Regions from separate parts of the Mus musculus genome. Here all the other regions are linked to region 4. Evidence: chromatin loops called from intact Hi-C (ENCODE). Cell type or tissue: heart. All regions are shown on one strand.

Region 1 (4,000 bases), 120 kb after region 4:
TAGTCCATGTGGCAGATTCTACACTTGCCAGGAATGTGATGCATTGCATTATTTTGCTGGGACCTTGGACATGGAGGTGGTGGTCGTTTGGGGTAGGGTCTATGGCAGCTAAGTCAACTTGACCTTGGAGACTTCCACCTCCAGCTGGTGTCAAGGGAGAACAAAAAATTAGGATGGAAATGCTGGCCTCTTTTTCTTATTTCTACCTCCTTACCAACAACATTGTTCAAAATACAGTCTCAACCCCATTTCTCTGGTAAGGCATCTTAGAACAGGGGTCGGGGGTGAGTGGGAGAGAACCTGTCAACATCTTAACTCCATTTTGTGATATTTGAGCCACTTCTCCATCCATATGCTCACAAACATTAAAGGGAGATTCCTGTATCAATTCTCCATTAGGTCACATCCCTTTTCCTTCAGGTGTTTTTCGCTACCTCCAACAAACTCTAAATGCACTGAGCACACATCATTTCAAATTTTCCCTATCCCTGTTATGTTATTTAAACTTTTCCTACATATCAATTAGTTGGAAATAATAAGTCTTTAGGCTATCCATTAATTGCTGCGCTGTAGACATGATCTGTATTTAAAATTATGCGAGGAAAATTAAGGTGAAGCACGAAGGAGGCTTGTCTAATGGAGAAGGCTTCCTAGCCCTTCAGAGCAGCAAAATGGGAGATACTGGGGCTGAGGTGGGGCTCCCCTCCTGGTTTCCTCTCATCTACTAGTGTGAGATCTGAAAACAGCCTGCCCCAGCTGTAGGCTCCTCTTCTTGCCTTTCAGTTTTTCATTTTGAATACTTACTGTATTTGGTCATGCTGCAGCAGAAGAAAATGATTGTCTGCCAAAGGCTCTTTTCTAGTGGAAATTTATTATAAATAGTTTAAAGGCAACGAGGCTTCATCATGAATTTCCCTCTTCTCCTCCCTCTCCCAAACACAACACATTTCTGGTCTGGAATCTTTCTGTAATCTTGGTTAAGTCTTGGGGAGGCTGGAAGGGGCTGAGCCATGGTAGAGCAGGGAGAGAAAAGAGATGTTACCAAGAGCCACCTCACCCACCAGTACTTTTATTTCAGTAAATGCTGCAGCTTTACTGGAAGATTCCTCGAGGGGAAAAAGTCAGGGAGCCCCTGCAGCTGGCACAGGGCCACTGGAGCTGTGACCATTTTATAAGAGTCTTTGCCTTTCTAATCACCAAGACTCCTGCTGTGCTGAGAAAAGTCCCACCCACTAGATCTATCTGATCTGGTCCCGCACCAGTGAGTGCCAGTGAGGATTGCAGAATGAGGATTAGAAAACCTGGGAAGTGAAAGGGAGAATGGGAAGAGTGTTTGGAAGAGGACCTTTTCCACAACTCACCCTGTCCTGGAAAGTTCAAGTTCAAACGTGTTGATTTTGCATTTGCATGCTCATCCGTTCGTTCGTTCTTGTTTTCTTTTTCTCTCAGGCTTCTTGTTTTGGCCTCCCCATGATTAATCATTTTGACTGTGGATCCTGAAAAGCCTGGCATAGTGGAGTCATTTTTGCCCTCTAGTGGGGAAATAATGTATTGAACTATTTCTCATGCTTTGTACTCCTGGCCAATACATGTTTAGATTCAGTCAGAGAAACAGGCTTTATCTTTCCTCTTCCCTACACTGTTTTTGAAAATCCTTAATAGGCATATGTTTTCATAGTTTCTCAAGTTGGAGTTGCTCTTTGGGTCCTTCCTATCCCGTCTTATTGGAAACGAGGTCTCACTATGTTGGCCAGGCTGATCTTAAACTCTGGATTTGAGAGATCTTTCCTGGTTCAGCATCTCTAGCCTTAGAGTCCTGAGCTACTTCCTGGGGGAGATGTTATCAAGTGTCTACTCACCTCACACAGGACATTGACACACTAGAGGAATGATTCTACCAAAGTCCTGCTTGGTGAGCCAATGAGTTCATGGAGGTTACTCTTTAGGACTGTGCGCAAAGGCCTTTTTTTTTTTTTTTTTTTTTTTTTTTTTTTTTTTTTTACAAGAATGTGCACAGCTCACCTGCTGCACATCACTGAAAACCCCGCACCAGCACGGGTGTCAAGGAAGTGCACTATGGACTAGTCCTTTCAAAACAGTTCATCTACTGTGTACTTTAGCTCTCACCTAAGACCACACAGCTGGTGACAGCAGGAGTTAACAGGTAGAGTTGCAGGCAAGGGTCTTATGGGAGACCTCTACAGCTTTCTCTGCTAGAGAGTATCAACAACTCCACTACCATTACTACAGACATAGCCACCCTGCATTGTTTGGCTTACTTTGTTGCCCTGGCGAGGCTGTACATTCTATACTTCTACTCAATTATGGCTCTTGGTCATATCGGGCAGGGGGAAACCACTCACTAAATAGTGTTTAACCCAGGTTATGACATGTAGACCCACTTATTCTAACTGTAACAAATTAGTGTTGAATGGACTGTTGGATCCCCATCATTGCCTGAATGAAATGTGTGTGTGTGTGTGTATGTGTGTATGTGTGTGTGTGTGTGTGTGTGTGTGTGTGTGTATGTGGTATGTGTGTTTGTTATGTTTGTTTTGTGTGTGTATATGTGTGGTATGTGTGTTTGGTGTATGTGTTTGGTATATGTGTGGTGTATATGGTGTGGTGTGTGTGTGGTGTGGTATAGTATGAGTTCTTGAGAAGTTTTCAAATACATGTTTTTCCTATTATCCTTAGAGGGACTTATTACTGGAGTATTTACATTCAAAATGTAGGTGACCTCCCTGGCTCTCAGCATCCCATCGGTTCTAGGAACTATTATCTTGTAGACTGACACAGTGAAACTTCTGACCACCAGACGATGGAAGTGATAAAAGCTCACTTCTATCATTCCTGGGCTCCCCAGGGCTGGATGGATGCGATTTTCTGTTTACTGTGTTTCTGATACCATTACAGTAGGTAGCCCTGGGGAGGCAGGAATGACTGTTATTATAGTAGAACAGGAACAGTGTGTAGAGAGAAATGAAATCAGAGCTCACACGGTGCTTGCAGATGTCTGATGATTACTGGAACTTTCATGCCTTTGGATGTGAAAGTGCTACTTCTCTCACCCAACTCATCTATCCTAGAAGGGGCACACTGGGGTGCCTGCTCACACATTTCTTATGTGACTAACCCTCTACTGATGACAAGGAAGTGGTAAGAACATATTTCCCAGGACTGCAAACTTAGCCGGAGAACACCAGCATATGGCCAGTTCTGTACTACTTCCTGGGATGGGGTCCTCAAGTCAGACCCAGAGAGATAATGTCACTGAGCATGGCCAGTGTTAGACTCACACTGCATACAGTTAACTGGCTTTCCTTAGCACTGTCTTGGAGGATTGCTTTATTATTGATAAAGAGGAGCTCTTTGTAATAATGAGAATTTCTTTTTTAATTAATTAATTTATTACTCCTATTTTTGAGATAATGTCTCAAGCAGTTCAAGCTGGCTTCAAATCTCTATATAGCTGAGGCTAAACATGAATTCCTGGTTTTCCTGTCTTCCAAGAGTTAGGATTATAGGAGATAACCACTATACTTGGCTCAACAGGGAGATTTCTTTCAAGGTCTATAATTAAGGGCTCAGAAATGATTGATCTTGCTGCTTTTGGGAGACCTAATCAGAAGATTTTCACTAATGACATTAGCCAGAATTTAGTAGTGACACTTCATAACCTCAATATGAATGAGATGACAGAATGAGTAAGAAGCAGCAAAGAAGCAGAAAGCATAAAGGATGGTGAACGAGGATGGATGCCCAGGGCTGTAACATCTGGTGGGTAGCATTAACTCTGGTGATGAAGGCAAACTATCAGGGTGTGAACCTACATAGCCCTGGAATTCCCATCAACTTAAAATCTAAGGCACTGTGGACTGGAGTCATATTGACTTGCTAGGCAAAGAGCATCCCACTGCCATCCAGAATAAGGCTCTTAGGGACCCAAGTTGGGATGATCACTCTGGGTTGTTTTGCAGCCTATTATAGATCCTGAAGA
Region 2 (4,000 bases), 130 kb before region 4:
AAAAATCCTAAAGGACCAAGAACCCAATCCTGCCACCATTACCACCTCTGCAAACCGCCAAATGTGAGTTCACACTTGGCTTCAAACTCATTTCCTTTAAAGCAACACAATTTCTGACCAGGGCCTCCCCTAAGAGAGCTGCATCTGGGATCTTTCCTCTCCGACTTTTCATGGCATCAAATGCCAGCCAGCGCTACTTGACCCACGAACTGAGCAGAACAACGGGGAGAGCAGTAGCTGGGCTTCTCTATTTTCTGACATTAAAGTTGTAGGCAACCTCTGTTAACAAAGAAGGTGAGGCGGGTTGGTGACTGATAGCCAAATATTAGTCATAGTATGTGCTTTGGGCCAATCTATGGCATAGAAGCAACTTAAACAGAACTACTTGTCAACTTTAAGCAAAACTGGCTCTAAATTAGTATAGGGTTTATTTAAGGTCACTGATGGAGGAACTTAAGATAATAAAATAGAATATTCCTGAAAGTCCATGGTAAAGCTCATACTGCAGTTTATGTATTTTTTTAACATTTTCCATGGTAAACTGCTTTTTAAATATGAATAAATGCACAAATCAAAACTATAACCATGTTCTGTTTTCAAGCACTCCCTATGAAAAATGGGGGTTGGGGAAGAGATTAAGGAAATAGCCCCCCGCAAAAAAAAATAAAAATCAAACATCACACTTGGAGAACTTAGTGTCGTAGCAACAGATTTAATGCTTCAACCCAGTGACCAAGAACAAATGAGCAAACATAGAGGGTAGGGGAGATGTCTCAGTGGTTAAGAGCACTTGCTGCTCTTGCAGAGGACCGAGGTTCAGTTCCCAGCATACAAATGGTGGCTCACACACAGGCACACACACACACATGCACATAAAATAAAATATTTCTAAAAATTAAATTACAAGTATATGTTTACCTGTAGGGAAGCTTTTCTTTTCAAGCGTCTCGGGGTGTGGAGAATGGCTGCTAGTTAAATATACACCTTTGATTAATACAAGTGGAAAAGGGGGGTGAATGATCATTACTGGCAATGTAATATGTTTTATGAACAAAAGTTCTGAGCAAATACGTAATCTGAGAAAAAGCACATTTCTGAAAAGATGCTTTATTGGCTCAACCTCTGGGACCACAGATACAAACTCTTAGATTCGCAACCTGCTAACGCTGGCTAAATGATCTATGGCTGGGAACAGCTGAAAAAAATGGGCAATCCATGGATTATTCCACTGATTTTGGCTAAAGTCTTCAAGAGACAAAAGGGGGTCATATGAGGGCAAAGCACAGCTGTTACAATAAGCAGGAAAAGCCACAGTCCGAGGAAATGCCTCCTTGTGATCTCAGAGTATGACTTATTGACCCCCCCATTCCCCACCCCAGAATCCACTACTAGAAACTAGACCAGGACATAAAATAAAAAGCAGAACTTATGATCTGAAGGAAGGCTGTGTACAGCTGTATAAGGTCTATTTCAAAGCCAAACTGAGTCCAAAAAAATCAAACTCGGCACCTCTCTAAAGACAACATGCCCAAGACCCAACGCTGCATCCTAACATGATTTAAAGGAAAGGAGGGGACTTCCCAGCGAGATAGCAGATGGGAAACCTATCATCAGTGTACTCACTGACAGGAAGCAGCCAGCAGAACGCACAGTCACGCCTGTTCTTGCAAGAATCGGTAGCTGTAAAGGAAGCCAGCAAGCCAGGTGAGATTTCCACGGGGAAGCAAGCAGCAGCTGGGGGTTGGAGGAGCTGCCAGCCACAAGCAGCTGAGCAAGGTGGAAATCCCCAGGAAGTGCTTCCCTCACACACAGCAGTGCTGAAGCTATAGGCAGATGGAAGATCAAGGACTGGATGCCTAATTGGCAGGGAGGCCCAGGAGCTAAAGAAGCTAAACCAGATGTGAGGCTTGGCTGAGGTCAATGGGAGCCCTCAGACTGCAGCCTCAAACCACCCCGTCTCCCATACACACTCGCTCTTCAGAAAGACTCAAGGGAAGGACTGAGTCAGAGCCTTGTACACTTTCATTGCCCTGGGCAAGGGAGCGAGGGGCCTGAAGTATGACTAGAAAGCATGGCAGACTCCCCATCAAGGACACCACTAAGGTCAGTAGGAACCCTGGGCAATCAGTCCTGTCCTGCTCTGCCCTATGGTACTGATCCAGAAAGAACGTGAAGGAGGGAACTGAGAATCACAGAGCTGAATTCAGGGAATCTGGGCCAGAAAGTCTATGTATGCTGGATAGTTTTATGTCAAGTTGAAAGGAACTAAAGTCATTTGAAAGGAGGGAGCCTCAACTGAGAAAATACAACCCTTAGATCAGGCTGTGGGCAACCTTGTAGGGTATTTTCTTAATTGGTAATGGATTGAGGAGAACTCAGACCATTGTAGGTGGTCCTATCCTTATCCTGGTGGTCCTGATTTCTCTAAGAAAACAGGCTGAGCAAGCCATGATGAGCAAGCCAATAAGCAGCATCCCTCCATGCATCAGCTCCTTTCTCCAGATTCTGGCCTTGTTTGAGTTCCTATCCTGACTTCTTCCATGACGAACAGTAATATGAAATTGTAATCCAAATAAACCCTTTCCTCCCCAACTTGCTTTTGGTCATGGAGTTTCATCATAGTACTAGTAACCCTAACTTAGGCATGAACTAAACCCCAAATCTGGATTAATATATCTGAACTAGAAATGAAAATTGCCACCCCTCATCAGCGTGGTTTGCTTCAAGAAACCAGGAGGGAAAGAATTCAAATTTCATCCCACCAAGGAAGAAACCGTGACTGGCATGACTTTTTAATCTAATATACCTACTGTCCCAGTACGCATCACGCGATCCTTACTTGCTGATCCTCCAATAGCTATGGTACTTAAAGGAATTGCTGATTGAAACTGGCTGCTATGGGACTTGCAGAGTGGACCTACCAAGATGCTGAGTTGCTCTTGAAGATCTTATTCTAAGAATAATATAGGGGTTGTACCAGTTCCCCAAGCATATGGGCTGCATGTTTAAACTTCTTAACTACTGAAAACTTCTGAATCTCAACTTTATCTTCCTATTCAACCTATTTCCACTTGAATACTGCAAATATGGTGAAGTGCATAACATGGGAGGGAGGGAGGGAGGGAAGGAGGGAGGGAGGAGTAAATGCAGTGTGTTCCATGAAGTCATATAGAGAACATGACAAATGAAGGCAGTACACCCGTGAAAAATACCAGCTTCATTGCGGTGGCCCCTGCTGCTGTGATGAACACCACGTCCTAGCATGACTTGGAGAGGAAAGGGTTCGCCCATCTTATAGATTACATTCCCAATGGAAGGAAACCAAGACAGAAACTACGGAGGAATGCTTTCTACCGCACTCCCCAGCTCATCTTCAGCATACTTTCTCCAATATAACCTAGGCCTGTCTGTCTAGAGATGGCACTGCACACATTGGACTAGGCTCCCCTACACTGGCTAGTAATGATGACAATTATAATAATAATAGTAAATGTCCCATAGACGTGACAGCAGTGATTGAGGCAATTTCTCAACTGAGTGTTTCCTCTTCCCAGATGTTCAATATGACAACCAATAGTAGTCACCACGGTAAATTAGATGAAATACCAGGAAAGAAATTTTTAAAGTATTATCATAACAATGTTTAATGGCATCAACGATTATACAAATAAACTACAAAATTAATTCAGATAGCATTCAAATTATCAGCCAAAATGAGAAGTTTAACATAATATATGAAACTATACAAAACCATAATTCGATAAATAGAAATATAGAAGAAAGACATGTTGAAACTATAGAAAGAAAACTCAAAAAAATTTATATTAGTGGAATGGATCAAGTAGAAGACAGATGAAAGAAAAGACAGATGAGTTAGAAAATAGAGAAAGGTAAATTTTTTAAAACGTGGACAGGCCATGCAAATTCCATGGGACTCCATTAAAAGACCAAATTTGGGAGCTGGAGAAATGGCTCAGTGCTTAAGAGCACCTACTGCTCT
Region 3 (4,000 bases), 170 kb before region 4:
CTGTGGCTGAACAGGCTGGACACAAGTAAGACTCCACCACAGTCAACCAGACTGTGCGCTCGCTCTCCAGATACCGCGCATGTGTGTAAGTGTAGGTGGGGAGTCAGCATACCAACGCTCTCCAGCTAGAGAGAGTGTGTGTGTGTGTGTGTGTGTGTGAGAGAGAGAGAGAGAGAGAGAGAGAGAGAGAGAGAATAGGTGTGGATTCAGTACACCACCACTCTCCAGCCACAGAGTGTGAGTGTATATGAGGACAAGTGGGGATTCGGCATTCCTCTCGCCTCCCTTAGCCTAGCTTCTCCTGAGGCGAACACTACTTGAAGATTTCAGAAGGACAGCTTGTTTAGGACAGCATTCCAAGAATTGCAAGGAGGAGATTGGGGAGATGAGCCAGGAAATGAAGGCAATACAGACTGCTATATCCAGTAGGTTGACACTGGGCAACGGTGTCTAACCTCTCTGGGGGTTAGTGAAGGAAGCAGGGAGTGACTGCTCGGCCCATACATGGATAGAACAGAAGGCAAAGAAACAGATACAAATGAAGACGGTTGAAAATTGTCACTAAAGTCTCCAGCGAGGCGGGAATATGTTTTCATGTCTGTGTTCACGACAGCATCATTACACATCAATACTCACAACAACAGTTAATAAGTAAAAGCATCCCAGTGCACATCATTTGAATGAATAAACAACATGTTCATACGTGCACATGAAGTAGTGTCCAGTCTTAAAAAGGAAAGAAATCCTAGCACATGCTAGCAACATGGACAAACCTTAATGACACAGGTAAGTGACTATGTCAGTCATAACAAGACCGCCCCAAGGAGTTATTTCATCCAGGAAGAAAAGCAGGATGTCTGTTGCCAAGAGCAAGAGGGGAATAGGAAAGGTTACTGTTCAATAGATACTTTCCCATTTTGTAAAATGAAAAGGTTCTGGAAATCAATGGAGGTATTGGAAGCCCAATAACCTGAATGCACTTCAGGCTACTCAACTGTCATCTTCAAAGTAGCAAACATACATGTGTGCGCACACGTGTGTACACACACAACAACAACAAAGAAATTGTGTGCATCTCACCACAATAATTTAGATGCTACCAGGGACCTGCAATATCTACAACACAATCAAAGACTTAAAAAAAAATACAAAAAACAAAAAAACAAACAAAAAAAAGACAAAAAACAACAACAACAAAAAAAAAAAACCAAACATGATCAGGAGAAACAAGTGAGGCCCAGGAAAACCATCAGCAGAAAGACAGGAAGCAAGCTATGAAAAAAGACCAGATGTACTTGGGTGTTTGTTTTGGGGGTTTTGTTTTGTTTTTTCCTGGTTATAAACATAATCTGCAGTAAAAGCTTCACAACAATGAGGGAGAGTTTCTCACCTACGATCCCCTGGTACCGATGGTGCTCTTAGAATGTGCAGCACAGAGCCACACATGTGAAACCCAACTGCCAGTCACTGGGTTATTCTGCTACTGACCTAGCACCCTGGTTCTCTGCATACACAGGGTAATAACAAGTCTTGTGTCCCTGTCTTCAAACACTTTGCCACTCAAGAGTGTGGTCCACACATACATCAGGAACACCTGCAATCCTCAGAAGTCTAGCATGCACAGTCTCTAGACACACTTTGGTATTGTATTTCAGCAAGATTATGAAGTGCACTTTACAAACCTAAAAGTCTGAGATGCAGCATATTAACACAGCCCTTTGCCTGTTTCCATCATTTCTAAAGAGCATTAGACTTGCTACATCTTTCAAACCTTACAAACTGCCAGCCTTCACGTTTTGTTCCTGCTGTGTCTCAGCCAGCATGGCAGTTGCTCAACTTCCCAATCTCATTTCCTTCTTGCAGTTTCCCCTGCCTAGAGCACTCCCCAAATGTTTGTCATAACCCCTTCCCGTCACTCCTGTTCCGGCCCAGATAACATCCACCTCAGATGTTCTAGTTTGATTTTTGTTTGTGTGACAAACACTATGACCCAAGGCAAATTGGAAAGGAATGGATTTAGAACATTTTACAGGTGACAGGCCATTGTTTAGGGAAGCCGCAGCAAGAACTCAAAGCCAAGAAGTTGAAGCAGAGGCCACAGAAAAATGCTGAATACTGCTTCACCCACCTGCCTAGGAATGGTGCTGCCCTCAGTGGGCTGAATTCTCCTATATTAATTATCAAGAAAATGTCCCACAGACATGCACACAAATCAATCAAGGTAATCTTCCAGTCTCACTCCCTCAAATAATTCTAGACTGTATCAGTTTGGACAGCCAAGAATGGCCATCACATCAGAGAACATGTTTCAGTGAAGAAACATCATTATTTGGCATGAAATTATTTGGCACAGTATGTGCGCATCGATATTATTAACATATTTTATTCAGATAATATCATTTGAAAGAATATCAGACAAACATGACAGCAAACAAATACTTTCAAACAGTTTTCTTTTATTTGATAGAATTGAAAATTCTATCGTAAGGCAAGCTTAAAAGACTAAACTGGTGTTCCCCCAAGAATGAATGCTTCTTTTGTAATTCAATTCAATATTCTTGGATTTTTTTTTTTCTTTGCAGACCTCAAAGAAAAGAAGAAAAAGCAAATGAAACGGCATGTTGAGACTCGCTCTGAACCTCTTGCGTTCCCAAGGCTGCAGGTTTACTGAGCTTAATATCTTTTTGTTAATATCATCTCATACCAACTCTGTGAGTAACAACAGGGCCTCTTGCACCTGCGCAGTGATGCAATTATGAGTGTGTTAGCCCTCTCGCTTTCGGAAACAAAAATGAAACCATTCCGAAGCGGCACCTGCCACGGCAGAGTGCCTTAAACCTGGAAATACTACCGGCTTTTGCTCAGAGGGACAGGGCAGAAAGAAGGGGAAGGAAAATGAACTGAGTTATGAAGCAACCAGAAGCTGGATCTCTTAAGTTTACAGGCACACATGAGACTCTGTGTCTAAGACTTGTGCTCTTAGAACTAAGACACGGGTCCTAAGGACATGGAAACACCCGCATGGTCGGTGAGCGACAACACAGCCTTACTCGTAACTGGAATTTAAAAACAAAAAACTTACAGTACTAGACAGTGAGTTAAGTCATAAAATAGAGTGAGCCATTCACAGTGATGCTGCTTAAAGGTCTAGTCAATAATGTGGAAAGTGTGCCAAGGACTCACTGCAAGCCTGTGGCCCCAGCTACCTAGAGACTGAGGTACCCAAGCATCACAAGCTGAATGACAGCCTGGTCCAGAGTCAGTTGAAGGCAGCCAACTTGATGAGGACTGGGGACCTAGGTCAGCAGTGGATTATAATCTCTGGGCACAGTCCCTAGTACTATGAAAATGTACTGGTGATCTAAAAAAAAAATAAATGTTCCTTCCTTTTTTCTTTCAATTTTTTATTAAATATTTTTTTCATTTACATTTCAAATACTATCCCGAAAGTCCCCTATACCTTCCCCCGCCCTGCCCTGCTCCCCTACCCACCCACTTCCACTTCTTGGCCCTGATGTTCCCCTGTACTGGGGCATATAAAGTTTGCAAGACCCAGGGGCCTCTCTTCCCAATGATGGCCGACTAGGCCATCTTCTGATACATATGCAGCTAGAGACACGAGCTCTGGGGGTACTGGTTAGTTCACATTGTTGTTCATCTATAGGGTTGCAGACCCCTTCAGCTCCTTGGGTACTTTCTCTAGCTCCTCCATTAGGGGCCCTGTGTTCCATCCTCTTTTTTTCAAACACCAAGTTTTATAGGGATGGATCCACAGCCTAGCTACTATCTTTAATTTCACAGACTTCACAGGCACATCAGTCCTTCCCTGTCCCCTTCCCTTCTTCTCTTCAGTTCTTCAAAGAACTCATTACCACCGCATAGAGCCTCGGAGCTCACTGTCCATCTCCTGCATGAACACAGTAACTCTCAAGAAAAGAGGGGCTAAGCGCCCAGCACCACGCACTGTGCCCAGACACAGAGAACACCGCACATGTAACCT
Region 4 (4,000 bases):
TTGCTTTTTTTTTCTTTTTAAGAAAACCCTTTCTTCTTTTTGACTCAATTTTCCTCTCATCTGTTTTCTGCTCTCACCAGGCTAGGGTTGCAGAATGGTTTTTCACATTGTGTAAGCAGAAGACAAAATCCTCTAAGCACCCTTGTGGTTCTGAAACAAAGCCTGAGAACTCACAGTACAGGACTCTGAATGTAACAATTTTATTTTACCATCTAGATAGGCGCCCACTGTATGTCTGATCACTATGTCTATCACATGTGAAGAATAGAATTTAAAAGAAAAAATTACCGTCCATTCCACATCCTCTGCAGTGTTGACAAGAGATGACAGAGTTCTTGGAAAGTTTTTGATTTGTGTACAGACAAACAGGGATCCCAAGTTCTTGCTCTGAGAGCAAATTATTGGTATGATTGAGTTGTCAAGTTGTTCCTGAATGAAAAAAAAAAAAAGAAAGAAAGAAATCAAAAGGAAGACATGACAGCTCCTAGGTATGGTGGGGCAGGAGGTTTGATGTAGATACAAGAAAGAACATAGCCAGAGGCATCTGGGAGTGTCCAAAGTGAACAGAACCTGACTGAGCTGGTTTATATGAGGAGAGAGGGGGAGGGAGAGCAAGAGAGATAACCAAGGTGGAAAGGCAAGGCTATGAGGTTGGCCAAGAGATAAAGCAGCCTAGCATGCAAAAAGTTCTGGTTCCACCTCCATCATCATATGTACTGGCCAGGATAGCAAACGCTGCCTTAGAAGTAGAGACAGGAAGAAGTTTGAAAGACATTCTTGGCTACATAGTAGATTTTAGTCCAGCCTGAAATTTGCTGTACCTTGTCTAGGAGACAGAGATGGGGGGCAGGGGGGAAGGAGAGACACAGACAAAGAGAGAGACAGAGAGACAGAGACAGAGAGAGACAAATGAATGACAGACAGAGAACACACGGAAGGCGATACACAGTTCATCAGTTCACTTTAACCCAGTGTTTTGGAAAAAAAAATCACCTCACTATGTCCTCCGGCATGAGGAAATACCACTTTCCCAAGTGTCCTCAGGGAAGCCCCTTTGTCCCTTATTTCCTGAAGGAAACAGTGTGTCTGAGAGGGTTTCCTTCTCCTTCTTTCAGAACAGTGATGAGAGTAGCCTCAGGAGCCCTCACACACAGTTGTTGGGGTGTGGCCAGACAAAGACTATGTTTCTCAGTACACTGTTGTCAGGTTTCATTATAAGTGCCTTCTACAGAGGTTGCATCAGCATCTGGGGGGCTTGTTGTGGATTTTAAGGAGAAAGGAAGAGTTAAGTGGAGGAGGCTATAAATAGGTCAGAGGGGTCTATTCTTGCAGCCCACCGGCCTCCTTGGCTACTCCTTAACTCAGAGCTCCTTCCCCTCAGGCAGGCTGACCCTGTCTGCATTTCAATTCAGCCTCCAACCCTGTTGCTGTCTGGCTTACTTTCAGCCTCTTGGAACCCGCTGTGCTTGACTCAGACTCGATACAATCTAGATGCTCTTTTCATGAAACAACCGCACAGGAAACGTGCTGTGGATGTGACTCAGCAGTATAGCCTGGGCTAACCTAGCCTTTATTTTCTTCTCTCCCAACTTCCTTCATCAAGTCCATTTTCTTTTTACCCATGGGATTCAGGAAAATGGCAGCATGGCTCTTAGCATTTCTCTCATCCAGACAGGCTCCCGTGCCCACTTAGCCACCACGTAGCTGTCCACTCCAGGGCTCACTGTGTTGATTTGTATCAGAGATTAGCTCTCCTTCTCTGTCAACTTCATAAATGTGTCTGGTTTCTTTTATTTGCTATAATATTTTGGAGACTCGGTGGAAACACTGGAGCGTGAGCAACGTTGAGTTTCTGGACATGTCTCTGAACATTGTGAATCTTCTAAGATCTCAGGGGAGAGAAGAGGAGAACTAAAGAAGGGAATTTGCTGAGACCTCCCCTTGTTCTTTCCAAGGTCAACACTTTGTCTGAGTGTGCACTGTGATTGGAAATGGAGATTGCTGGGTTGCCTACAATTCCTTGACGAAGAATCATTGCCAAGGTCAAGGCTACAACGTTTAGAGAAAGCCTCCCAGGGGTTCTTGCAGCTGTCTCCTGGAAGTCCTGCTCCTCCTCCTCTCCAACGGCTGGCCTTGGCTCTCAGCATGGGAGCCTGCAGGCCTCCATTTCCTTCCCAGCCTTGGGGGAATCTCCTTCCTACTTCACTCCTTCCCATCCCCCAACCACAGGAACATCCCTGTCCCCCACCCTTTTCCTTATCAAAGGTTTAGGATTAAATTGTTTTCTTCCAGCAGGTTTCCCTTGGCCGCCTTGCCTGGCCTGAACCTGAGACAAAAGAATACAATGAATGTCCTTCTCTGCTGGCCAAGCCAGTGTCCTTGTGGCTTTGCAGAGGCTTAGATGTGGCCCTTTTACCTCTTTAGTTTTATCTGATATTCCTCATTTTGGTCCCTGTACTCCAAGTCTAGTGGCCTTGTTACTAGAGTTATTAGGGGCAGAGCCTGAACCCTGATAGCCCTAACATGCCAGATTTGGCCACTTGTCCTCAATAAGCTAATTAAACAAACAGCAATAGTGAAAAAATCAGAAAAAGGAGATTTAGTCAGTGTGGTCACACTGGGAAGCAGGAGAAAGCCATCACATGACTCCTGAAGGTTTGTCTTCTGACGTCCCTGTTAGGTGTCAAACTCAGGACAAATGGCTACCTGAGGTGCTTGTCTAACAAATTCAAGTGGAAGCTTGCTGAACGGTTCTCCCAGCATCCCAGAACCTGTTAGAGTCATCTCGACTGATATACCCACTCCTACCCAACACTCTCCAGGGCCTGGGTTTGTCTTCCCAGGGCTACTCTGATACCTATACAATCTCAGCTATTTTGGTCACAAGATACTTTTTGTGTGTTCTTGGCCTCTGGGCCACTTTGTCTGTGGCTCCTTTCTTAGGCCTTCTCTCCTCTCTGTTTTCTTTTCCTCTCTTGTTTCCCATCGCCCCCACAGCACAGTTCAGTCAAGACCCTTCCAGATGCCTCTGACTATGAGAGACTATGTTCCCACATTAGATTTAATGGAGGGACAGAGTTATGCACAGCTAAGCAGTACTGGTCGAGGCATTATCCTGTCTATCATTCACCCACCGTAGTAATAGCTCCAGTTTCTCCTAAAAGTGTGTTTTGCTGCTTCTTTAGAATTGTACAAAATGTTCTCTGACCCGTCCAGCAGGTCCAGTTATTTGAGGGTCTTGAGGGGACCTTCTCCTAAGAACCAAATGGGGATAGAGAGAGATGAGGACCAAGTGCAAGAACGACACAGAAACATTCTGAGTGGCATCAAGGTCCCGCTGTATTCAGAAAGGCTCAAGGCTTAAATGCACAAGCAAAAGGGGAAGTACTTCTCAGCAGGAGGGGTGGGGCGGTGGAAATTCACAAGCAAAAGGAGAAGTACAAGTACTTAGCAGCAGGAGTGGTGGGGCAGTGGAAATTTTTCTTTTGGCAGTTACACGGGGAAGCAGGAACTTGGTGGTATCAGGGTGTGGTCAGGACATCTGGTGCTGACTTAGGGCTGGAACATTCTGTGGTTGTTCTCGGAACTGTGCGTCGGTGGCCTGCTTTTGACCCCCTTTTCTTCTTGGGGGGAGAGGCCCATTTCAGAGATCAGGACAATAGTGTTGTCTTAATAGCTCCCAACAGTTCTCCACAGGACATGTTAACCCTCTGGCTGGCATCCGGCTTCAGCCTTTTCCTTCTCCCATAGTGAGATATGGGGAGAAATACCAATTTCTTGGAGACCGTTATTTTACTAGTCTGGTACCCAAAAGGAAGGACATTGTTGTCACTTTAGCATATTGTCATCACTACCAGCATAGCTTCCCTCTGTCTCTAGAACAGTCAAAAGTTCCACCCCTTCTTTAGGGCCTTCTCCATAGCTTCTTTTGTGAGGGTCATTCTTGTTCTTAAGTGGCAGGCTTTCATTCAGATCATAACCAAAATGTCATCCCCATAGA
Region 5 (4,000 bases), 170 kb before region 4:
TTGTTATTCGCTATGGGTCATGGATAAGTAGGCATGCACAAAGGAAAACCAAGAAGAAATCGGATATCTAAATGGTGAAAGTCAAACTTACTCCAAGGAACTTGATGCCCCTAATCAACAGGAGGTATTCTAAGGGATAAAACCGTCCCCTTTCCAACCCCGACTTTATTCAGGAATCTCTTTCCTTTCCTCTCTGCCCTGTTCTCTCTCTTATCTAGTGATAGGGGATTGAAAGAGTAGGAGACAAAAAGATAGAGAAGGGTGGAAGATAAAACAACCCCAAAACTAGCCAAAGTCAGCTACACTTAAGTATACCCTCACTTAGATACACCTAGAGCCCAGTATATGTTAATAATACTTTACAATTCGTATAATTACTTGTTTAGACTCCTATTTTTCCAACATATTGTGATTTCCTTGAAAGTACACATCAAGTGCTATTCATTACTGAGTCCACAGTGATCAGCAAAGTGCCTGCATCACAAGGGTCCCTGCAGAAGGAGCATTTCTATTGCTGGAGAGCCTTTTCTAGGTGCTTGAAGTGTCTTTCGCAGCGTTTAAAAACTCTCAGAGAGGGGATTATAACTCACTAGATGGATGGGAAACTTCAAGAGCTAAAGAGAAAAATACATACTTATCTAAAATTAGAATATACAAGATAAATCTGAAATTTCTAGATGGACAGATCCATTGAACCCTTCTGTTTCCCTGCATTGAATATTTTCCAGCTTATATGGTTAAGTACATTATAATTAGCTGTATGGGTAGTCATCATAAGACACAATTTCTAATTTTCAATCTGCTGCTCATACAGAGTTTCCCATAGAGCAGAAAAGAAAGCACTCCAATTACAACTTAAAGTCATTTGTTCGAAACATATTTGGGGATGTGTACCCCTTCTTGTGGTACAACATCCTAAATGCTGAGTATCCTTGGAGCTCAAGGACAACTTATCATTATCTTCATAATGTCTCTGGCTGTTCCATTCCACCCAAGTGTTCAGGAAGCAAAAGATACCAAGATGGTGCCGCCGTAAGGGTCTCAGCAGGAAGCAGATGGCAACTTGAATACACAACTAAGGCGAGCTTATATGGGGTGATTTACCAGGCATGACAGAGCTTAGGAAGCCAACCAGGGAGTGTGGCATAGCTTGGGGCTGAAGGAGAAGAGAAAGAGGTATAGGAACCCACAGAGCACAGCTGTATCCAAAACCACATGACAGATTCTGTAGCTTCCAGGAGATGTACTGTCATCTGTCAGTATGACTGAGAGAAATCTAACGGAGCAAGCCCCCTAACCTAGCAACCCTCCCTCATTAATCCCCTCTTGGAGCTGCCAGCACTCTGTGGATGTAACGGTTAGCACCCGCCTAAGGAACTGGAGAGAAGCTCTGGAGGCTCAGGGGAGTAACATCCTCTACTGGAAGTCGCACACTTCCTTCCTGCTCCATCTCTTCTTCCCTTGGACGAGCACTGGGCATCTACGTAAATAAATCCAGTCCAGGTGCTTAGCATATGGGAGCAGTAGATGTCTGGCAGCTTAGCTCTTATTCTTTCCCTAAGTGTGCTTGCAGAAGCTGCTAGTGACCCACCCAGGTCCCTGTAGCTCCCCAGTGACTCAGGTTCTCTATGTGGAAGAGGTGTTATTCTAGGAGTCTGCATTCTCCTGTTGGTGTACCTTTCAGATACAAATACCAATAGAAAAGCTGTCAGAAGTCCTTACACCACAGAAGTTGGTAAAAAGTCTGGCTCCCACTGCCTCGTCTAACAGCTGAGAAACACTGCGCTGTTTCTCAAGACTCCCCCCCGCACCCCCACCCCCCCCCCCGACCCCAGCACAAAGGAGGCCATTTGCCCATCTTGGGATCAACTAATTAGCCCTTTTATGGTTGCCTTTCCTTTCTTTTCCAATTGCTTCTGACCCCTAGTGGCAGACACAGGACCCTCCTGAGTACTATTTATACTCCCAAGTTAAGCTCAAACCAGTTTTAGAAGACACCAACCTAAGATACTAACCATGGTGTTTACTCTGAAGTAGAGAAAAGCGTGTGCAATTTAGAACCAGAAAGTCGGGCTTTTGAACAGCTGCTTGGCTTTGGCCTCGCTCTGATGGACAGCAGAGATGCCAAGCCAGGGCTCAGCGCTCTCAATTGTCCTGTGCAGGCCGATAATAAGACAGTCTCTGAGCTCCTGCCCAGCTTCCAAGTTTACTAAAATGTATTAGAGAAACAGAAATGCTGGGGCTCAAATACAAACTCCATGTCACGAAACTCCATTTTCTGAAGTAATCTCTAAAACATGAGTAATTCCAGGCTGGGGGTGGAGGGGGTGGGGGTGGGGTGGGGAGACTGACTTTTAGATCACACTAAAATAAAGACTAGAAATTAAAATTTTGCCTGTCTGCGAAATGGCAAAATATGAGGTTTTCAACCAAATTTCCTAGACTTGACAACATAAAAATATTTTCACTTATCCCATAAACATCTCTTGAGAACCCCTTTGTTGTTTTCTGGCTATAGATAAATCAGGGTCTAACCTGTACCAAACAAGTACTCTGTCAGGAAGTACAACACGAGCCATGTTGTCAATTTTTAATCCACTTTAGTTCATGTTTGGTTTTGGTAAAGTTTTCTGGTATTTGGAAGACTCCAGCCCAGATCCTCGTTCTATGGATGTACAATACAACAGTAGCCTTAGCCCTGATATTTTGATATGTGCTCACATGGCGAAGAAATGGGAGGTTGAGGCTTATCTGCAACATTCACACAGTATCTTCCTACTCTAGTATTTCTTCTTTAAATGAAACGGAATGGAGTGACCTCAAATTCTATAACTTTCAATGTGTACATTCTGGACTTGGGAGTTACTGCGCTTTACCCAGCGCATTGTTCTGTAGCAATGCCTACCTACTCTATCTATGACAAGGTTGCTGGATCCTAAGCATCCCGAAATGATTCTTAAGGAGGAGGTTTAGATGCTAGAGGAACAGCAGCACACAATGACACATTTCATTTTCAGCTCTGGCAGTTAAAACAATAGCAGGGAGCGATCACAAGGGAGATTGGTGGTGCAAGCCTCCCAGTACTGTTTGGAAGCGTACACAGGTGAACAGAAAGCTCGTGGGAATGCTGGAGATGATGCTGGGGGGAGGGGGTAGGCAAAATGACTATAAAGGACCCCAAAGTCCCTTCACTTGTCACCTTAGCCAGCTCACTTATAACAAAGGTGCCATGCATAGTTACAAAGGAAATCAGAAAATAACAAAGAGCTTTCTGGAAGTTCTTCGGGGGCTACGGGGCTCTTCCTCCTGGCCCTGGTAAGCAAGAGGCTGGAGAGTTGGAAAACAGACAAGGCAGCAATGGAAAGCAAGGAGAAGTTCTAAATTGGTACGTTATAGGCACACTATCTGAAAAATGGTTTCCTCCCAGCTTCCTCCAATATGAAGGATTGTCAGCTGTTTCTCTGTGATAGCTGAAGAGGGGTGGGGCTGGGGGGTGGGGAACGAGGTCATACAAGGTCATTTGCCAAAAAGTTATATATTAAATATCACAATGATAAATTTGAACAAAGTACAAGTGCTAATTTTATGTACATAAAAATCATAAAATTGCTAAAAAGTATTAAATTACCAAGACAGGAAATACTGAATCACACTGGAAATGTTAACATGAGTAACTTTGATCTACCTAGATACTGATATTAGTGATTCTCAAAGTTAGGTACATAACAGGATTACCTGGGAAAGCTGAAAGCTCCAAGTCCCAGGATATACCCACCCAAGACATAATGCCTTTTTAATTGATCAATAGCCACAACATTATCTGAGGAGCTACTCCTGTGACATGCTGAGAACTAACCTGCATTGTGATAAATTAATGTTAATGAGGCTTAGGACAAAAGACAGTGCCTTGACCCCCTTGGCTCTTCCCCTTTAGCACAAAGCTCTGTCTCCTCATCTCTCCTTTATCTGAAACTGCTTCTTCAACTCACCCTGAAATTGA
Region 6 (4,000 bases), 360 kb before region 4:
AAAAGTCTTGTTATCTGAGGTGCTATCTTTTAAGGAAAGCTTCCTACCATAAATTCATCCAGTGGAAGAGACTAGAGGGCACCCTGACAGTCAATAGGATATTCACAGTGTCAATAAATAGATGAATGCCAAGACTTCATCAATGTTTTGGTAGTGCTACAGTAACATCGGGCCGAATGATGCCTCCATGACGTCACTGTTCTGTCTGCAGAGCAGCATTTCTGAAATACTAACTTGGTATTCGTCCAAAAGGAAGAAGCACTGTGGAAAATAAGTAAATCCCCACCCTTCTCCTTGCTGAGCTTCAATGAGAATGGAGTAGCTCCGAATGTGCGGTCTCTTGCTTGACTTGGGCGCAGATCAACAGTGTTGAGATGGTAGCTTTCTTGAAGCACATACATCCCACAGAATAGCAACCTCATTAAAGTTATTCATTTAAACGCTATGTGAAAACCGTATTATGTTACAGGTAAAGGAGCTGGTCACACTTTTGTCTTTATATTGGTAAGAAAAATTCATAGCTGTGAGCTGCAGCACAGCAGTGTTAGAACTCGAGATCTGGAGCCCAGCCTGGCACGACGGGTGTATAATGTCACTGAGGGTATGACCTTGGCAAGTTCATCTCTCGAGCCCATATCTCCTCTAGATAAGGAAGACCATCATTAATAGTCTTCCAGTTGAGCTGTTGTGACATTAAATAATACGCACAACAGCACAACACTTTGAACAGAGTCTAATACACGTCGAAAATGCTTGGTTTATTTCATCTTACATCATTCAGGTGACAAACACTCCATCACACTGAGGAAAGTCAGATTAGGGATTCAAGTGTTCCAGGAACCTGGAAGCAGGAACTGATGCAGAAGTCAATCACGGAGGAACACAGCTTCCTGGCTTGCTCCCTTAGCTTGCTCAGGGGAGGTACCACCCAGTGGGTTCAGCATTCCTACAGCAATCATCAATCAAGAAAACGTACAAGAGTCTTGCTCACAGGCCAATCTGATGGGGGACTTTTCTCAGTTGACTTTCCTTCTACTAAAAAGACTCTAGCTTCTGTCAAGTTAACACAAAATTAGCCAGTACATATGGAATGAGGTATCTTAGGGATGAGTCCGTATATTAAACATAAAGTTCATTTGTGTTTTATATATACTTTATTCCCATATCCTGTAATTTTGTAAGTTGTGTAATTTTTCACAATATTTTTCCTGCACCTACACTGTGACTATTACCTGTGACACCAGGTCCCATCTTTCTTTCATGCTTGTACTACAGACACTGGGGAGCACTTCAGATTTGGAATTCTGAAAGTAAGGATGTTCAGTTTGTATTATTACTAAGAGTCAGCACAACTTCTGAAAGGTATAATAGTTTCAGCTTCCAGGACCATATGTGTTCTTGGTAGCGCGCAAATGCATGCATGAACACCCATACATACATGGCAGGCGCGCGCGCGCACACACACACACACACACACACACACACACACACACACACACACACAATGTTCCCAATAGCTGGTTTTGCTAGCAGTAAAAACTGGAGCTCTATGGAAAATGAAGAAGTAATTTAAGGCTAGTGACATTTTTCCTTCCAGGAGCCGTGGAGATTATTTTAACTCTCCTGCTGGAGGGAATGAAAATCAGGGCAAAATACGTGCTCTGGGCAGGTTTAGATTCTGCTCCTCAACCAGTACATTCCAGAAACACAATGGTGGGAGGGCACCAGCCAGGAACAGTATGGCCCTCGTTGTCACCACAGATCCTCAAAGGGAAGTGCTTCGGATGCTGGACATTTTCCAAAGAAAAGGAAGCTAAAACTCCAAGGAAGCCTACCTCAGTGATCACAGAAACTTGATGACATTCGAGTCCAGGACCGAGTTTTAAAGACCAGCAAATGAATGTGGTGAAACTCCTAGTGATAGAATGTGATACACTATGCTGATAAACAGCAGGAGGCCAACTGATAACAGGATGAGCTCAGGTTGCAGGCAGGGATGGTGGTGGAAGGATGGGTTTCCTTTCCGGATGGCGATGTGTTATAGAACTATACGGTAGGGGTGGTTATACAACGCTACAGAGTCATAAAGAACACTCAATTTGTTCATTTTGAAGCAGTTTTATAGAAAGCAAATTTCATAGCAATTTTTACGAGATGACACAGGAACTGGAAAACTCATTTTAAGGGACTGCTGGTTTTGTTTGACTGTATTCTTCTGTACTTCCTATGCAGAATGCGGTGGTAACTCCAGTTTGAGATTTCTAATCACAGAAGATATACCTAAGCCAGGCGACTAGCTCAATATTATCACAGACTGATTGACAACCAACAGTAGCAACTCTATGCTGATATTTAAGTGAGTTGGTGTATGGGACTCATGCCTCACAGCTGATGAGTGCAAGCTGAGATAATGCAATTTAGGGACCCTGGGTGCCTTCAGACTGCCACGTCATGAGACACAGCTCATTGTGAAGCCACTCTTGAACTTCTCATGCAGATACTCCATATGAATAAAATGTCCTTTCCTTTACTCTGACAACCTGGCAGCTAGCTCTCTGGATCCATCCAAATGTTACCCAGAGGGCCTGGTCTCCCACCATTTGGACAGCTCCTTCCGGTGGACAGTGTTTGGTTTGTTTGTGGTGCATTGCACTAAACAATTTTCCTTTACATTTGTCTATATTTTCATATATGCTTTTTGCCTGGTTTTCTTATTCTGTTTCTCTAGCTCTGTATTATAGTAAGCCAGCTAATCCTGGGACCATTTTATTTCATTTTGCCTGTCATTTGATTAGGTGATGAAAAGATTGCTTCCCTTGTAAAAACTATACTCACTGAGGGTACAGGGAAAATTGCATTACATTTATTGATTCAGGGCAACCTCTTTTCTCTAGTGGCAACCGGGGACCAATCTGGACTCAACATTCCAATGCCTCACAAAACTTTCTCCCTGTGTACAGCTCACATGAGTAGAGAACCACTGAGACTTTCATGCTCTCCCGTAGGACCACTCATACCTTAGTGTCCACAGGAAGCACCTGAGCATCTTGGCACAATGATTTTTTTTTTTTTTGCCTTGGTGACTCTGACACTGGCTCCTGCTGTACCCTGACCATACTTTGACCCCCATGGTCTTACCATACAATAATCTCCTGAGAAGGTAAAGCATCCAAGGCATTCTTTGCTGAGCACAAGTCATGACCTTTCAGCACCTCCATAGACTCTTCAGTATGCAATGAGGCTTGGCACTCAAAGCTAGCTACGATCCTTGCCAAACAGAGAAACGTAAACGCTCACTCCAGTCTTCCCATGGGATCTAACACTTTGGCACGAAAATGCCAACTGCTAGTTTTGGAAGCATGAAACTCTCGAGCACACACACACACACACACACACACACACACACACACACACACACACACAGAGAGAGAGAGAGAGAGAGAGAGACTCCTCTCACATCCTTCCCCCTGAAACACAGACACACAGACACACACAGACACACACACACAGATGCATAGCATAAACACACACCTTCTCCCACACACAGATACATGCATACACCCTACACACACATGCACACAGATCCACACACATCCTCTATGCTCGTTATGTTTGAGCCTCACTGTGAGGCAAGGTAACGAAGAGACTTAATGAATATTGAGGGTGGGGAGAGAGGTTCAGATGCACCAGCCAGCTGCCTAAGGCGGCAAGCACAGCTCACCCCAGCAGGCGAATGCCCCTTCTCCTAGATCTCCATAGGACGGTGGGATATTAAGGCTACTGGTGGACCGTTTTCCCATAGCCACACTTTCCAGGGTGCAGCACAATCATGTGGAGGGCAAATCGGATCACCAGAACATGGGTTGCTGATTGAGAAGGCCCAAGGTTGGGCCTGGACATGACTTTGAAGCTCTGTGGGAGGTGCGAGGGCTCTGGGAGCCGCTAGCCTATACTCTGAAAATTGAGACCATTGTAATGTTTGGGGGTCTAGCTCAGTGGT

Evidence for each region. Hi-C counts contacts between places; a loop is a spot of excess contacts. Peaks named below come from ENCODE experiments on the same cell type or tissue, not always from the same donor. Only the 100,000 strongest peaks of a DNase experiment are listed, where the experiment ranks them.
Region 1: it touches region 4 in a loop (4-fold over the local background); 6 of 42 quality-filtered maps call a loop at or near these places.
Region 2: it touches region 4 in a loop (6-fold over the local background); 7 of 42 quality-filtered maps call a loop at or near these places.
Region 3: it touches region 4 in a loop (3-fold over the local background); 4 of 42 quality-filtered maps call a loop at or near these places.
Region 5: it touches region 4 in a loop (2.3-fold over the local background); 4 of 42 quality-filtered maps call a loop at or near these places.
Region 6: it touches region 4 in a loop (3-fold over the local background); 7 of 42 quality-filtered maps call a loop at or near these places.

The regions. Positions count from the first base shown.
Region 1 is chr2:135,437,181-135,441,180 of GRCm38, reverse strand. The region is part of intron 31 of Plcb1 (phospholipase C, beta 1); the gene reads right to left. Among named protein-coding and RNA genes, the nearest start is that of Gm31993, 100 kb to the left of the region's middle. In heart, a CTCF peak has its summit at 1,536 (motif pointing left); a DNase peak (open chromatin) is centred at 1,100; H3K4me3 peaks cover 425 bases; H3K27ac peaks cover 352 bases.
Region 2 is chr2:135,690,588-135,694,587 of GRCm38, reverse strand. The region is part of intron 1 of Plcb4 (phospholipase C, beta 4); the gene reads right to left. Among named protein-coding and RNA genes, the nearest start is that of Plcb4, 33 kb to the right of the region's middle. In heart, no CTCF peak of the experiment used is centred here; a DNase peak (open chromatin) is centred at 1,737.
Region 3 is chr2:135,723,446-135,727,445 of GRCm38, reverse strand. The region is part of intron 1 of Plcb4 (phospholipase C, beta 4); the gene reads right to left. Among named protein-coding and RNA genes, the nearest start is that of Plcb4, 66 kb to the right of the region's middle. In heart, no CTCF peak of the experiment used is centred here; a DNase peak (open chromatin) is centred at 1,875; H3K27ac peaks cover 370 bases.
Region 4 is chr2:135,557,630-135,561,629 of GRCm38, reverse strand. No RefSeq gene overlaps it. Among named protein-coding and RNA genes, the nearest start is that of Gm31993, 18 kb to the right of the region's middle. In heart, a CTCF peak has its summit at 2,389; DNase peaks (open chromatin) are centred at 1,109, 1,339 and 2,159.
Region 5 is chr2:135,732,266-135,736,265 of GRCm38, reverse strand. All of the region lies in intron 1 of Plcb4 (phospholipase C, beta 4), which reads right to left. Among named protein-coding and RNA genes, the nearest start is that of Plcb4, 75 kb to the right of the region's middle. In heart, a CTCF peak has its summit at 1,959 (motif pointing left); no DNase peak of the experiment used is centred here; H3K27ac peaks cover 1,011 bases.
Region 6 is chr2:135,917,623-135,921,622 of GRCm38, reverse strand. All of the region lies in intron 7 of Plcb4 (phospholipase C, beta 4), which reads right to left. Among named protein-coding and RNA genes, the nearest start is that of Gm14210, 110 kb to the right of the region's middle. In heart, no CTCF peak of the experiment used is centred here; a DNase peak (open chromatin) is centred at 1,782.